2 separate regions of the Mus musculus genome follow, and region 2 is linked to region 1. A link is a loop called in an ENCODE intact Hi-C map of the cell type or tissue named here. Cell type or tissue: left cerebral cortex. All regions are shown on one strand.

Region 1 (8,000 bases):
CAGATGCCTCATGAAATGAGTGTGCTCGTATTCAAGTGTATTGTGTTTTGAATCATACTGTTTTCACTGTACAAAGTTTTCTGCTGTGGCAGAGAAATAATGGTTTAATTATGGAAAGTAAAGACTGTTGTGTCCGGCCAGCAGACCACAACCTGGGTTCTAGCCTGGAAAGGCATTTTGGAAACCTGGAAGAGAAGAGGGGCTAGGTGGCGAGAGAAAAGAATGTAGCCAAGACAGTTACTCTGATCAAGGCTCAAATTTTATTGTTGCGACACTAGTTATGAAGGAAGGGGGAGGGGACCCGATTCCCGCCGAATAATCTCTGGTCCAGTAGAAAGGTGCACGTGTGTGGCTCCGCAGGTTCCATCAGTGGGCGTGGCAGAACGAATGAGCAGGAAGCTCCACCCCGAGCAAGCAGGTTTCAGGCTAGGGGAGGGGAGACTACAAAAGACTTATCGTATTTGCCTGTCATCATTGCTCAGAATGTAAACATCAAATTAGTGGGTCTTTGCATCGTAGTGTGGTAGAGTGTGTAATTTTCAACAGCACTGAGTTGTTGACTTGAGTTTTAGATTATCTTTAGACACATAAATAGAGTTGTATTGGGCATGTCATCTGGCTCTAAATTGGAAATTCACATACTTCATGCTCAACTTCTCCTCTGTCATCACCATCACCACCACTACCACCCTCCTCCTCACCATTATCATCATTGCCCTTTGTACATACTATGTTCTCAGGCATGAGCAGCAGCCACTGCTGTCTGTCCTCTGATTTTGCATCTCTTGTGTAGGAACTTTTGTTAAAAGTTGCCGTGGCATCTTCTAGCAGGCCTGCGATTAGTCCTAGATAGGGGCCAGTGTTAAAGGTCCTGGAGGTGAACCCTCTGTGACGCTTGCCTACAGGCCCGATATTTCTCTGGAATTCTTCCAGTGACTAAGTCTTTCCATTTTTCTTTTCTGGCTTTATGTAGATATTTAACCAAGAGCTAAGCTTTCTGTTCTATTTTTACCATTTCCCTTGTTCTTACCCCAGTTTTCTTTCTTGGTTTCTTGCTCCTTTTGCTCCTTCAGCTGTCTTCAACATTATTAGAATTCACCAAAGGTTGGGAAAACAAAAAGCTAGTAAAAATTCTTGTATATAGCCCACGTTTTCACTCTAAGGATCTTCAGCAATCATCTGCTCTCATTGCATAGTTTTCTGGAGCCATGAATTGAATGCTAACACTCTCTGGGTGGTTCTGGTACTTGAAAGTCCAGCTATCTGTTTGACTACAGGTTTTTTGGTTGGGGACTGCTATGTAGCAATGGAGAGTCCAACATTGCCAGTTCAGGAATTGGATTGTCCCATCTCACAACATTTTTGTATATTTGCAAGAAAATGTATATCAAAAACAATCATTACACTAAGAATCTAAAGAACTTTTTACCACTTCTGTTGATTTCTCAGTGCTTTAACACGGTTTACTATCTGCCCAGTGCCCTAGCACAGGGACAGGCAGACCTCGTCTAATAATAGTGAGTTAGAGAGTTCTTCAAGTGGTTTCTCTTACAGAAAATAGGATAAAAGCTCGAGTATTAGGAAAAACAGTCAAAGGCACATGGGAATTTGCCCCTTCTAAAATAGCTCCTGGCCAGTTTCTCATCCAAAATTACTGAATGAAAGTATTTATAATAATTTACACATGAAGACAATGCTTAAATTTAACTATTAAAGGTACCAAACATTAAGTATAAAATTCTGAAAATATATAATTCAGGATTTAATTAATACGTGACTGGTATTGTTAATTTTTTCAATAATTTTTTTCATCTTATATTATGTCTAATTTAGAAGTTATAAATTTCCATAAAATATATGAAAGCATTTGATGTGTACATGCACATATCCATATATGCATATATAGCATGATATTCTCTGTAGTTTCATCTGTCCTCTGGAGTTGTAGGACATATCCTACCCCCTGGGTAGAGAGTAACAAATGGACAGAGAGAAATATTAGAAAATCAAGGATAAAGAAAATCCCTTGAGATTACTACTGCTGTTTCTTCTCCATACATTTCTATAGATTTTTTGACACGCCCACATGCACACACAGGCACATACATTCACAGTCTTAAACTTAGTATTGCATCTAGGATCTATGAGATTGAATTTCTTATCTGGTATTATTATTAAAAAGTAGTCTTTCTTGATAGTGTTTTATAACAAGGATTTGTAGATATCTACCCACCCATAGTCACATAGGAAATGTCAAATGAATGGTTAGTATTAAACATCTTAAGTGGAATGAAAACTCTAGGAGTGGAACATTTTTAAAAACAATTTTCTGTGAGATAGTTACAAGTACTGACAGTCTTCTACCCCATCCACTTCCCTCCCACACTTGTTAGCACTGGCTTAGGTACAAGTAAATTAAAACCCTTCAGGTAGAGGTCAGAGGAAAATTACACACTCCAGTGCTTTCCAATAGAACCCAGGGCAGCTTAGCTTTACTGGCAGGATGCTTTTAGATTGAGACATACTTAAACTACTAGTGGAAAGAGGTGGCAAGTCAGTTGATTTGAGTACTAAAGATGAGATTTGGATCAAGTTCATTTGGATATTAAAGAAAAAGAATTTTGTCTTCAAATCATGTCTCCCTAGATAGCTTTCCCTTTTATCTGTGATTTGAGACATAAGAGTAATTTGATCCGGTTTTGAGAAACCATTGTTTACTTTATCTCAAGTGATTGCTTGCTACATCCGCCTTCCAGGCTTCCTCTATGAAATCACCTTCCTGAGTTGTCTGGTTTTAACAGAAACCGGAAGATGTATGGCACACTGCGGCATGCCTGTCACCGAGAGTAGAGTAAAAGCAAATGCGTCATTGGTGACAGTTTTACAAGTAGATCTTTCAGCTAGTTTTATGTGCTTCAGTAAAATCTATCGGTGAACTCATTGATGTATAATTTATGTTGGGAGTATGTGAACAACTCCTTTCTCAACAATGGTCTACTTTGAATCTCTTATCAAATTATATTGAAATTGTACTGTATTTTTGCAACTTAGCAGACTGTCCTAAAAGATTTTAGTTTTTAAATTTTTTTATGTTCACATTTTGATGTCAGCTCCTCCACGTCCCAGATCTATGTGTGTTGGCTTGTGCATAGGAACTCTAGGGATTGTAACCTCCCATCTAAACAAATGCACAAAAGGTTGTTCTTATTTACAAATTTTGCTTTAGCAGTTAAGTCCAATTGACAGTCCGACCCAGGCCCCATATGCCCTATGCGTAGACTTGCTTTGCCTCGACAACTTGTAAGTTGCCTCCTTCCTTTGTTGTAGCTCTAGATTTAGTCCAACAGCAATGAATGTTTTCCAGCCTCTGCTTGACTTCATTCCTAGGCCACCTCCTCTCTTCCATCTCCTTGTTTTCTTTTTGCATATGTTATGTACTGTCATTCTGCCTTAAAGTCATTTTTGTCATTCTCCCAAGATTATTCTTTCTTTATTCAGAGAGAAAAGAGGAGCAAAAGGGATTGGGTAAAGCAGAGGTAAAGCAGGGAGTAGGAGGGAGAGCTCAGGTTTATTTATGTTTTCCTTGTGGCACCATTTATAGAGTGCTGTGCATACTTGTAACTCCAGCCTCTGCAGGCTCATTCTTGCTCAGTCTCTGGACTCCCTCTGTTCCTCCTTCCTTTCTGGCCACCCACTTTCTATATGACCATTAAAAACTCAACATGTAGATTTAAAAAAATACTGTGACCAACTCAAAGCCTTAGGTCTGGCCTGGGTAATAGTTGAGCTGGTCAGTCTACCACTCTCTTGCACCTACCTGCACCATAAGGATGAGCTCTCAGCACTGCCCTGGCTGCTTGCTCAGTGTTGCAGCCAGCAACAGATGGGTAGAGCCCATCTTGCTCTCATGCCCTCAGGGCTGGCTTACCTGCTCATGCCAGCAGGGCTAGCTCTAGTGTGCTGCCCATGCAAGGGCTGGCTTGCTCTTGCTCTCCTGACTGCTCGAGCTTGTGAAGATACATATCTGAGTTTTTAACGGTCAAGTAGTCTCCATGACATAGGGCAAAACCTGGGTAATCTCTGGAGAGGAGTCCTAGTGAGGTGTTGCTTCTGTCTCCGACCAGCAGACGACACAGCGTTCTTCTCAAAGCAGTTTATTCAGGAACCTTTCAACATGCAAGCAGGACTCTCCTCTAGCCCCCAATCGCAATCCCTTATATAACCCCTTAACCACGCCCCATTAGCTCAGTCCGCATAATCTCACTTCATTGGCCTTCGTCAAATGGCCTGATCTTGTGTCATGGTGCACCTGCGCAGCTCTCATGATGGACGTGGCTTATTTTCGGGTGTATGAGGAAGTCAGGTGCAAGTCATAAGACTTGGCTGCAGTCCCGGGCGCCATCTTGGGACTACCGCCACACCCGCTCCCCACAGTGAGAATCCAGTATTGCTAGTGTAGTAGAAGCCAGAGACCTCAAAGTAGACCAATAACTCATTGCAGCGAACATTTACAAGGAAAGAAGTGTGGACAAAAGAGCATTTACTGTGGGGCACACGGAGACACACTTCAGCATCCATGACAAGAGGTTTTTCTTTTCTTTTTTCTTTTGGTAGTTTGGTTGCAAGGGCAGAGGACAGGTATAAAGGGTCAGGCAAATGAGTGAGATTAGTCCATTGATGTGAAATTTACAAGGAATCAAAAATTAAATAATAAAAAAGATACTGTGCCGGTGTCTGTCCTCTCTCTTATCTCTGACTTTCTAGCTGTGACTCAGTCTTTCCTCACCTTTTTGGTCATCTTAAAGGATGGATGGCCTTCCGCAGCCTCGTTCCCGTCCTCACGGAGGAAGAAGCTGCATCTGTGGCTCAGTTGGCCTTGCCTGGAAAACTGTTCGCTGATGAGCAGATGACTTCTTTGAAAGTTTAAAAACCTTAAAGTTGCATGACTGTGAATCCTATGCACGGGGTTTAAATGAGTAGCAGGCTGCTCATTTCTTGCCCATGCCCTTGCAGGCAGCTTTTCATGAACTGAATACATTGTGGTCCTTAGGTGTTTTGGTTTGGGTTTCTGAGAGAGTGCTGGGATTTCCTATGCTCACCATCATTCCCACATTTGCTCTTGATTCCGTTGTGGCTGCTGTCGGCTTTGTGCTGTAGATGATGGGAGCTTGGTTAAGATGCTTGCATCATGGAAAAACAGAAAATGTGCTTAAAATAGAATTTAATGATCACTGGATTCTACTCAAATTTACCTTGTAGCTATTATTTAAAACCAAGCAAATCTATACCTTTTCTCACCTTACTTCTAGTTAGGAAGTTTTCAGTGAGTTTTAAGCATTTTTATAAAATAATGTTATTGGAATTTTACAGGAATTGAATATCTAAATTGTTTTGGATAGTTTTAACACCTTCATACTAAGTCTTCCAAACACAAGAACAGAAGATGTATTTGCATTTATTTGTGTCTTAAAGTTTGGATTTTGTTGTTTAAAGTGCACACTTCTTTTAAACCTCCATGATTAAATTCTTTTGTTAAGATTTTTACTTTTTAATGCCTTTGTAAATGAAATTGTTTCCTTAATGTTCTTTTATGATTTTTGCTGATTTGTAGACATCAATGACTGGGTTGTTATTCTGACATTTCTTTTTCTTCTCTCTCTCTTTCTCTCTTCTCTCTTTTTTTATAATTAGATATTTTCTTTATTTACATTTCAAATGTTATCTCCTTTTCCAGTTTCCCCTCCGAATTCCCCCCCCCCAAACAACCCACCCACTGGCCCTGGCATTCCCCTATACTGGGGCATAGAACCTTCACAGGACCTCGGGCCTCTCCTCCTATTGATGACTGACTAGGCCATCCTCTGCTACATATACAGTTAGAGCCACAGGCCCCACCATGTGTTTTCTTTGATTGGTGGTTTAGTTCTAAGGAGCTCTGGGGGTTGCTGGTTAGTTCATATTGATGTTCCTCCTATAGGGCTTCAAACCCCTTCAGCTCCTTGAGTACTTTCTCTAGCTCTTCCACTGGGGACCCTGTGCTCTGTCCAATGGATGGCTGTGAGTATCCACTTCTGTATTTGCCAGGCACTGGCAGAGCCCCTCAGGAGACAGCTACATCAGGCTCCTTTCAGCAAGCTATTGTTGGCATCTGCCATAGTGTCTGGGTTTTGTGGTTGTTTATTCAGTCTCTTCTCCAAACTTTGTCTCTGTAACTCCTTCCATGGGTATTTTGTTCCTTCTTTTAAGAAGGATTCTGAGCTTCTGGGCTAATATCCACTTAACAGTGAGTGCATATCATGTGAGTTCTTTTGTGATTGGGTTACCTCACTTGGGATGATATCCTCCAGATTCATCCATTTGTCTAAGAATTTCATAAATTCATTGTTTTTAGTAGCTGAGTAGTACTCCATTGTGTAAATGTACCACATTTTCTGTATCCATTTCTTTGTTGAGGGACATCTGGGTTCTTTCCAGTTTCTGGCTATTATAAATAAGGCTGCTATGAACATAGTGGAGCATGTGTCCTTATTACATGTTGGAGCATCTTCTGGGTATATGCCTAGGAGTGGTATTGCTGGATCTTCCAGTAGGACTATGTCCAATTTTAAACTCAGGTGACAGCATATACTTGCGAGGATGTGGAGAAAGCAGAAAACTCCTCCATTGCTGGTGGGACTGCAAGGTGGTACAACCACTATGGAAATCAGTTTGGCAGTTCCTCAGAAAAATCTGACATTTCTAAATTCCCCCCACCCCCGTGTATTTTAAAGTAGATAAGTAGTTTGAATGAATTTGTTGGAAAATAACATTCAGAATAACCAGCAACTTCTGAATCGCATACAATATGTTATATTCTGCTAAGGTTGCACGTCTCTAAGTGAACATATTTGAAATGCTGGCACTTATGGATGTAGCATATAAAGAACTTTTAGGAACCTTTCATATCAGGTGTTTAAAGCCCGGAGCCTGAAAGCTGCATTCTGGGGATAATTTAGACTTGTCACTCTTCAAGGTACCGAGTATGTTACAGTATTGTCATTTTACAGTTTTGGTGAGATATACAGTTGTGTACACATCATACATTTAGTTATTTATATCTTTTTATTTATTCACAGGCCACAGAAACACTATTTAGAATGGGTGTTGCAAGAGGAACCATCACGACGTTAAGAAATGGAGAAGTAAGAATCTTAATATTGTTATAACGTGTTTATTATTCTTGCATTAAGTCTTGGTTAGCAGTGTTTACAATATGTCCTGTGGGCACGGTACCCTGTGATGCAGAGCATTGCACTGGATGTGTATATCCATCCTTGCTTCTCCCTAGTGCTAGCAGAGCATTGCACTAGATGTGTGTATCCATCCTTGCTTTTCCCTAGTGCTAGCAGAGCTTAGGCTGAAAGGGAATTGCTGAGTCATTTCATCTCTGGCTCCTAATTTCTTTTATAGACATTTCAGTTAAAAAATTATTTGCCCTTATGCTTCCTTTTTTGTCAGAAGTAGGATTCTCACCCACACCTCCAGTGGAGCTACAATCTGAACTCAGTGCCTTAGAACTCTGCCATCTTGACAGCTGTGCTTCCTTTTTATGTTATGCAGAATGGCTACTTATTTCCTATGATAAAATTTACAATATTTAGTCTTCATTGGCGAGAGACAGTGGGAGGGGGAGAGATGGGTTTGTTTTGTCTTATTGAGTCAGCTCAGTTAAGTTATAGGCTATAAGTTTTGATGTTTCTATATGTCCCTGTCAGTTAAAAATAGTCTTTCACCTGGAATAAATTTCTCTTCAAAAATTAGCAGCCTAATGGCTACCCTGTCTTAATTTCCTCCTGCAATAAGATATATTTAGGTCGCAGATGTAATTTTGTTGCTTTGTTCTTTCTGTTTTACTGTAAATGCATAATGATAAAATACAGCCTTTTCAATCCTGGAGTTAAGTCCTTTGTTATTTAATATAGTATTTCTAATTGAGTAAGTTCAATATTTAACAGTGGAAG
Region 2 (8,000 bases), 50 kb after region 1:
AGACATTCTGTTAGCCCATTTGATTCTGAATTCTAACATGCACTCTGTGCTTTGAGACTAATGTCTGTAACTCTAGACCCAGGGGACATTGTATAGTATGAAATTTGCCAGCTTAAATATCAGTTTCATGGGGTTTTAATAATTCCCCAAGAATAACTTGTCCTCAATATTGATCTCTTCTCATCACCACGTACTCCCCACCTCTAGGCAACTACGATTTTATTTTCTGTAAATAGGTTTGCCTATTTTGAAATTACATATAGAAAAGGCATAATATACAACACATAGTTTTGGTTTCTGGCTTCTTTTACTTAGAATATTGTTTTTGAAGTCCACTCATATTGAAGTGTAATATTTAAAAAGTCATCTAAAATAGTAACTTCAAAATCATTTAAATTAATGTTTGTGAACACTGCAGAGAATTTACCTCTTAATAGGATTTATTTATTTTAAAAATATTTTTATACTTTATTTGTATTAGTGTTTTTCCTGCATGTATGTATGTTTTCTATGTATGTGCTTGGTGCTTGTAAAGGCAGAAAAGGTGTTGTATCCCCTGAAACTAGAATTACAGACAGTTAAGTTTCTACATGAGTACTAGAAATTGAACCCAGAAACTACAAACTGCAAGAGCAGTGATCACTCCTAACCATTGTGCCATCTTCCAGCCTGGAAAGCATTTACTGAATATTTATAATGCACTAGTGACTATTTGTTAGGCTTTCTATATATTATATTATTAGCATTTCATGCATGTAGCTTATGTAACTGGCATTATAATTTTTATAAATGAACAAATTAAGTGATGATTATTTGTTAATTCATAGGAAATTGTAAAATACAAGGTTAAAAGTGTACCAATTCATACTTTATATTTAGACTTACAATATGTGAACTGTTGTAACTTCATCATACTAACCGATGAAAATGCCATTAGCTGGCCAGAGATGTTCAGTTGGACTTTTGTAATGATGAAGGTGGCTTGTGCCTGTCGATTTGTGATGGTGACTATTCTTCTATACACCTATTAATTGCTCCATATACAGCACTAATATGAATGAGAAAATAAATTTAATATTTTATAGTCATTAATTTTACTTCAATAACCATACTGTTACTTCTGACCAAAATACATTAATAGTGATTGTACTTTCTCACTAAACAACAGAACAGCTGCAAATAATAGACAGAATACATAAACCAATGGTATTAGGCATCAAAGAGCAGGGGTACCGTGATATGAGAAACAAATGGTCTGCTGTATTGTTACCATAGCTTAATGTATTGAGATGATTCTGAGTCATGAGGCAAGGAGGAGTCACTAGATGAGGACTCTGTGAATGAGGAAATAAAATGAGCATGTGGGCAGGTCACCCTGGACAATATTCACAGAACAGAAGGCTGGAGTAGAAAGTACTCAGCTCATTATGGATTAGGGCATTACAGGAGGAAATACTCAAGTCCCAAAGGTGCACCCTAAAAGATTAGTGGTTCTTAGTTGTGTCCTGGGCATTCAGGCAGTTGTGAGTATAGTTTCATTCCCTATTTGCAGACATTATAGAAAACTCTCAGCGTATGATGTGGTAAAGCACATGCATTCAGTAATGGCGGAATTCGCACCACAGCACTCACTATGCGGTCTGTCCGAAAATATCTTCTTAAAACTTCTGAAAAGATTAAATTGTACCAAAGTAATTTTTTTGTGTATCAGAACAAAGGTTAAGATTTGTTAGAGCCCAGAAATACCCAAGACCCATCAAAGTGAAGCTCAGGATGCCAGGCATCAAGTAAGGAATTACTACTGGGCAGTGGGAAGCAGGACTTTCTGACTCACAATAGATAATCCAGCCCATACTAGGCCAGAACTGAGAGCCATTTAGCAGACAAGTGTCACATGAAATATATATTTGAAAAACAAAACAAAACAAACAAATAAATAGGCACCCACACTAGCCCCGGCTATGTTCTAGTATCGAGGTTTCCCCACCAGGATCTCCATGGCCGCCCAGCTCTTTCCCTTGCTGCAGATCCTGCTCACATTCCCAGCCATTCATTCATCCGCTGTGGTTAGCTGTCACAATCCCTGTAACCTGGTGAAATCAAAGCTCTAGAGGCTTGGAATGTGTCAGTCAGATTTATATCAGTAAATTCTCAACCCACAAAATGCCCACACAATGAACTCAAAACTCAATTGATAGAAACACAAGCTGCACAGCTAGATGGGGCAAACACACCCTACTTATTATTTAATCACCTATCTAAGAAATCCCCAATACTTACGGCTCCCAGGTCTGCATGGTTTGGTTCCTCTTCCTCTCCGATAGGTTCTGTCTTGTGTCCTCCTCTCTCTCTGTCTCTGTACTAGACTCTAGCCTAATCTTTCACCTGCTTACAGACAGCAATCTACATTGAAGGACATTGAGAAGGGCTGTTATAATTAAATCCTATAGCTTTAAAAAGTTAGAACATGGCAGATAGGATAAAACCCAAGTCACACTTCTAGAGATGAAAAGTTTACTATTATGATAATTGTCAGTTATACATTGTGGAAAAAAATCTTAATGACTGTCAATGTAAAACAATTTGAGAAAGTCTAAAATAAAACATTTAGAGAAAAAAAGAAAAGGAGATTTTCTTTGAGAATAAAGTTGGCATCCATGAATTCTGTGCAGATTTCAGATAGCCTAGTATTATGTAATTAGATTTTCTGATGGAGAAGACAGCAGAGCAGAAAAACAAAATCCCATTTGTTCAAATAATGAGTGAAAAGTTTCAAGTGTGATTGAGACAGCAAACTTAAATAGTCAGGATACTTTATGGAGCCTCAGTCCAAACAAGTTGTTGGGGATAGAGGGTCACTGAAAGCACATCACAGTCCACAGTGGAAAGAGCAGTGTAAGAACAGGACTCAGCAAGCTAGAGTTCTATACCCAGCCAGAATAGTTTTCCAAATAGTGGGAACATTTCAGACACAGTTTAAAGGAAAAGCGATTAATATGTGGTGTCGAGTTTGATGCCCAGCTGGGGTTTGGTGACAGAAGTGACATGAAGACAGCTGGGGAGAAAGGGATGGGAATGTGCCTTGTGAAGTTCCTGTAGACGAAATGGTACAGTGTGGTGGGGATGTGGGTTAGAAATTAAAAGCTACTCCAAAAAACATATCAGTATAGGCAGCCAGTGAGAGGAAGTAGTACCATTAGTTCAGGTAATGGGAAAAAGGTAAACAAGAAAATAGAAGGGGCAATATTGAAATCAAAGATATTTTTAATCTGAATATACTAGTAGGTACATCAAATATATAAATAGTCCAGATATTCCAATTAAAAGATAGATCTTTACCAAGTGCTGAGCATAATATTCCATGCATTTAATCCTAGCACTTTGCATGTTGGATGCAAAGACCGGCAGATCTCTGTCAAAACCATCCTGTTCTAGAGTGAGTTCCAGGCTAGCCAACTCTGTACAGTACACAGGGAGAGCCCATGTGCAAAAAATAACAAGGCAAGAAACACACACATGTTGCCTATAAGCAACACACTTCATATATAATGATCACAAAGCGTGAAAAAATTGAAACACTAATGAAATAAAAGGGAGACCTCCTGTCACCGAATAACTAGAGAACACCATAGATAAATACCTCACTAGGTGTGATGAATATATTCCTTGCCTTTATTATGCTGCCATGGAGTGTAGTACCCTCTAGAATCTCTGCGAATCAGCATTCATTTACTGCAAAAAGTATCTGCCATCACTTGTCTTTAAGGACCTTAGTTTGTGTGCATGGTGTGTGTGTGTGTGTGTGCGTATGTGTGTTTATTCTGAAGTTCTCTTCAACTACAAACTACTATAATTTATAATACAAAATATCTTTCATCGTCCACACGATATCAAAGATGTACATTTGATGATCTGATCCGCAGTTTGAGGATCTGGGTTCTTACAGACAAGTTGTACAGGTGTTCATTGTTGAACCTTGCTCCCACCCATCTAGTCCATAGGAGTCCTCTGGGCATAAATGTTTGCTAATAGCTTTGTGCGTATAGTTGGCTTTATGTATCATGGGTCCCATATCCATAAATTCAACCAACTGCTGTTTAAAATATTAATAAAATTTGATAAACTCAACTGAACATATATAGTCCTTTTCTTTTTACTCCCTCAAAAATAGGTAGATTGAATTTATATGTTTTATTGCGTACTATAAACAATCTAGAGATGATATAAAATGTGAGAGGATGTATGTAATTCATATGCAGATAGTATGTGATTTTATATAAGACATTTTTATCATTTTTGGATTCATGTATCTGTGGGCTAGTTGGCTGGATTATTTTTAAAATTAGTCTTTCATAGATACTGAGAGAAGATTATACATATACCATATGTGTATAGTATAATTATGTATACTTACAAGTCCGTTACTGTCTTAATGCAGTATATTTGGGAGGTACATAATCTTTTATGTTGATGTACATTGTAATGAGAGCTTCTGTGTCATTGCATTGCACGAAGCCTGCGATTTAATAGTGGATAATTTGTTTTTGTCAGTCATAGAAGTGATGATGTCAGTCAGTACCTTTTGCAAATAATCCGTTTCCTCCTTGTTGCAGGTCCTTTTGTTCTGCATCACAGCGGCCATGTACATGTTCTTTTTCAGGTATGCTCTATTCACCAATTTATTTCAGTATCAAATAGTATCTAATTCCTTTCAACTAAAGTATGCCCTCCCGCATGTCATTATACCAGTAAGTGGCATGGATTCCTGCTCACTTAACCCCAGGAGTTTAAAGGACAATCCTACATCATTGTTAGTAAACAAACAGAAAGGAGAAACATTTTTTGGAGGATTGTGTTAGTTTGACTCAAGTAAGAATACAAAAGGTGTCTGTCACTTTCCTATGACTAGAGCAGTATTGAAAATTATTCTTTTTTTTTCTGTTGTAATTCTTTTTTTTTTAATTGAATATTTTATGTATTTACATTTCAAATGTTATTCCCTTTCCCTGTTGGTTTCCCCTCTGGAACCTTTACCATCCCCCTGCTTCTATGAGGGTGCTCCCCCTCTCACTGAGCCACTCCCTCCTCACCACCCTGGCATTCCTGTACATTGGGGAATTGAGTCTTCACAGGACCAAGAGCTTCTCCTCCTATTGATGCCAGACAATGCCATCCTCTGCAACATATGCAGCTAGAGTCATGGGTCCCTCCACGCCTCCATGTGTACTCTTTGGTTGGTGGTTTAGTCCCTGGGAGCTCTGGGGGTTCTGGTTGGTTGATATTGTTGTTCCTCCTATGGGGTTGCAAACCCCTTTAGCTCCTTCAGTCCTTTCTCTTAACTCCTCCAGTGGTTGGCTGCAAGCATCTGCCTCTGTTTGTCAGGCTCTCAGGAGACAGCTATAATAGGTTTCTGTCAGCAAGCACTTCTTGGCATCAGCAATAGTGTCTGGGTTTGGTGTCTGTATATGGGATGGATTCCCAGGTGGGGCAGTCTCTGGATGGCCTTTTCTTCAGTCTCTGCTCCACACTTTGTCTCCGTATTTCCTTTGGACAGGAGCCATTCTGGGTTAAGAATTTGGAGATGAGTGGGTGGCCCCATCCCCCAACCAGGGGCCTTGTCTGACCTGTGGGTATGGTCTCTACAGGTTCTCCCTCCCCTTTGTTGGGCATTTTAGCTAATTTCATCCCTGTTGGGTCCTGGGAGCCTCTTGCTTTCCTGGCATCTGGAATTTGCTGATGGCTACCCTCAGTTCCCCATCCCCCATTGCTATACACCTCTGTTCAAATTCTTGACCCTCTGTATGTCATCTCTGTCTTCTCTTATACTTGATCCTGCTCCCTTTCTCCCCCTCCCTCTCCTCTCTTCCTCCCAAGTCTCTCACACCTCCTCCTTCATAATCTTCACTTTCAGCCATACTAATTAGTTTGCATTTATAGCCCTCATATGATACTCCTTTAAATAATTTTTATTGGCTTGTTGGTGTTCAGTCATAGGAAGAATGTCGAAGCTTAAACATTTGTCCTTAGTTGATAGAGGCAGCGGCAGACTTGTAGTAAGATGTAGTTTCAAATAAATTAAACATATCCAGAATATCCTAGCAAATACTTAATAAAGCACAGCATGATAATTTTAATTTAGTTTTACTGTTACAAAACAGAAAATTATGATTTGGCTGTTTCTAGGGAGGGTATCAGATAGAGGCAAAGCAATAACGCTGTGTGGCAGGAAGGATTTCATCTTCAAAGAGCTAATAAGATGCAGAGGATTTTATAGAAGGTCTTAGTGTTAGATGTCATTGGAGCTTTGTGGTATTGAGGGCATGTGTCTCTCTCCCTCCCAGTTTTTCTTTTCTTCCTTTAGATTCTTTGTTTTGATTGAACTCGGAACCTGTGAGTGGCAGGGCACTCCTCTGCACTGATTCGCACACCCCACTTAGGGGTCACTCTGTATGTGCCCTGCTATTGTAATTTGTAGCACACTGGTTCTTGTGCTTTTTAATAAATCTAATTGGTAAGCTGAATTAGAAACCATGAACATTGCTTTTCATCAATTTCCCCATACTCCCTATTTGTGTCAGTGACATTATTAGAATACCACTGTAAAAAAAAACCAAACCTTTGTCTGCTGTTATAATTTTGTGTCCTGACTTGTCTGATGATATGCCATACCTATCAGCAAAATCAGTTCTCAAAATGTTGCAAAGTTAGAAGACCCACCTTGTTGCCATGCATAGGAGTTAGGTACCATGTAAAGTCAATTTCCATCTTGTGAAAATCTTAACAGGTCATAAAAGGAAACAAGCCTTCAGAAAGGGACTGTTCAGTGTAACAAGTATGTTTAATGTTTAGTATTTCTTAACATTCATAAGAAGTCTGTGGTTTAAAAGCGTATTATATATTGCATACGTAGAAAAATATCCAGTTTGTTGCCTGGTTGTAGGGAATTATATTTTGAAAACTGTTGCCATTAGCCCAGTATGTTTGGTGCAGAGGGAAAAATCAACCCTATAAATACGTGTTTTGGTGCAGAGCTACAGACCCGTTCCTGCTTCAGTTCCAAATGTCTGAGGTAAGGACAACAGTTTAAATACTTTCCAGAAGTCTCAATACAAGGTTTAGGAGCCAAGATAAACACTTTCAATTTTCTGAGGAAAAGGGGCTATTTTTCTCTCCAAAGAAGTTCTGTCACTGAATTCGTAGTGTTCTTGGCAGAAGTCTGTTTGAATAACTCAGCGCAATGGTAAAAATATAGCCCTTTAGAAAGTACTACAACCAAACACAACAGTGTTCTGTGCTTTTCTGTAACGTGGCTTGTGTTTGCAATGAACAGTTATTTTACATGGCATTTGGCAAGTCTGATGGCATTTTAATTTAAACACAGGTATTTGTGGACATATTTATTCAATTTATTGTTAGTATTTTAAAGCTAATTGCATAAAATTGGATAATTAAATATAAAATGATATTGTCCTCAGGTCTACTTTTAATGGTTAATGTCTTTTGGCAAGAGGATAAAGGAACATTTTTATGTGCCAGTAAATCATCTTATGTTTTTATCCCGATGTATAACTTGGAAAGAGGAAACTGAGACCCATTTCAATAAAGATAAAATGTACTGGTATGATTTTCCTTTTTCTTTAAAAAGAACTTGAGGGAGTAATTTCGTAATTTTTTTTCTGATGAAATCCATCTCTGATGTATGAATTTACTTAAAAACCAGCACACTGAGTTTGTCATTCAACAATCTGCTTACCGAAACACCAAATGAAGAACTTCACAGGTCTCTTAGTAGATTTTTAAATAGTTCTTCACATATATTATCTCATACATGGTGATTGTGATTTTCCATAGGATTTTCTACAGGCTTATGTTAAAATAGAATCCTGGATTGCTTTAGATGTGTAGGCTGGGGGAAAGTAATAGTTGGCAGTTGTAGTTTTGTTCAGTCTTTTTGCTAGCTGCCTGACTAGTGAAGGCATCTGGATTTTATTGATACTACC

What was found. Hi-C counts contacts between places; a loop is a spot of excess contacts. Peaks named below come from ENCODE experiments on the same cell type or tissue, not always from the same donor. Only the 100,000 strongest peaks of a DNase experiment are listed, where the experiment ranks them.
Region 2: it touches region 1 in a loop (2.0-fold over the local background); 3 of 42 quality-filtered maps call a loop at or near these places.

What each region holds. Positions count from the first base shown.
Region 1 is chr7:89,243,102-89,251,101 of GRCm38, reverse strand. It overlaps Tmem135 (transmembrane protein 135), which reads left to right. Exons shown (of 15, transcript NM_028343.5): 5 at 7,116-7,181. Among named protein-coding and RNA genes, the nearest start is that of Tmem135, 92 kb to the left of the region's middle. In left cerebral cortex, no CTCF peak of the experiment used is centred here; DNase peaks (open chromatin) are centred at 2,818 and 3,554; H3K27ac peaks cover 314 bases.
Region 2 is chr7:89,192,773-89,200,772 of GRCm38, reverse strand. It overlaps Tmem135 (transmembrane protein 135), which reads left to right. Exons shown (of 15, transcript NM_028343.5): 6 at 4,614-4,660. Among named protein-coding and RNA genes, the nearest start is that of Tmem135, 140 kb to the left of the region's middle. In left cerebral cortex, no CTCF peak of the experiment used is centred here; a DNase peak (open chromatin) is centred at 7,910.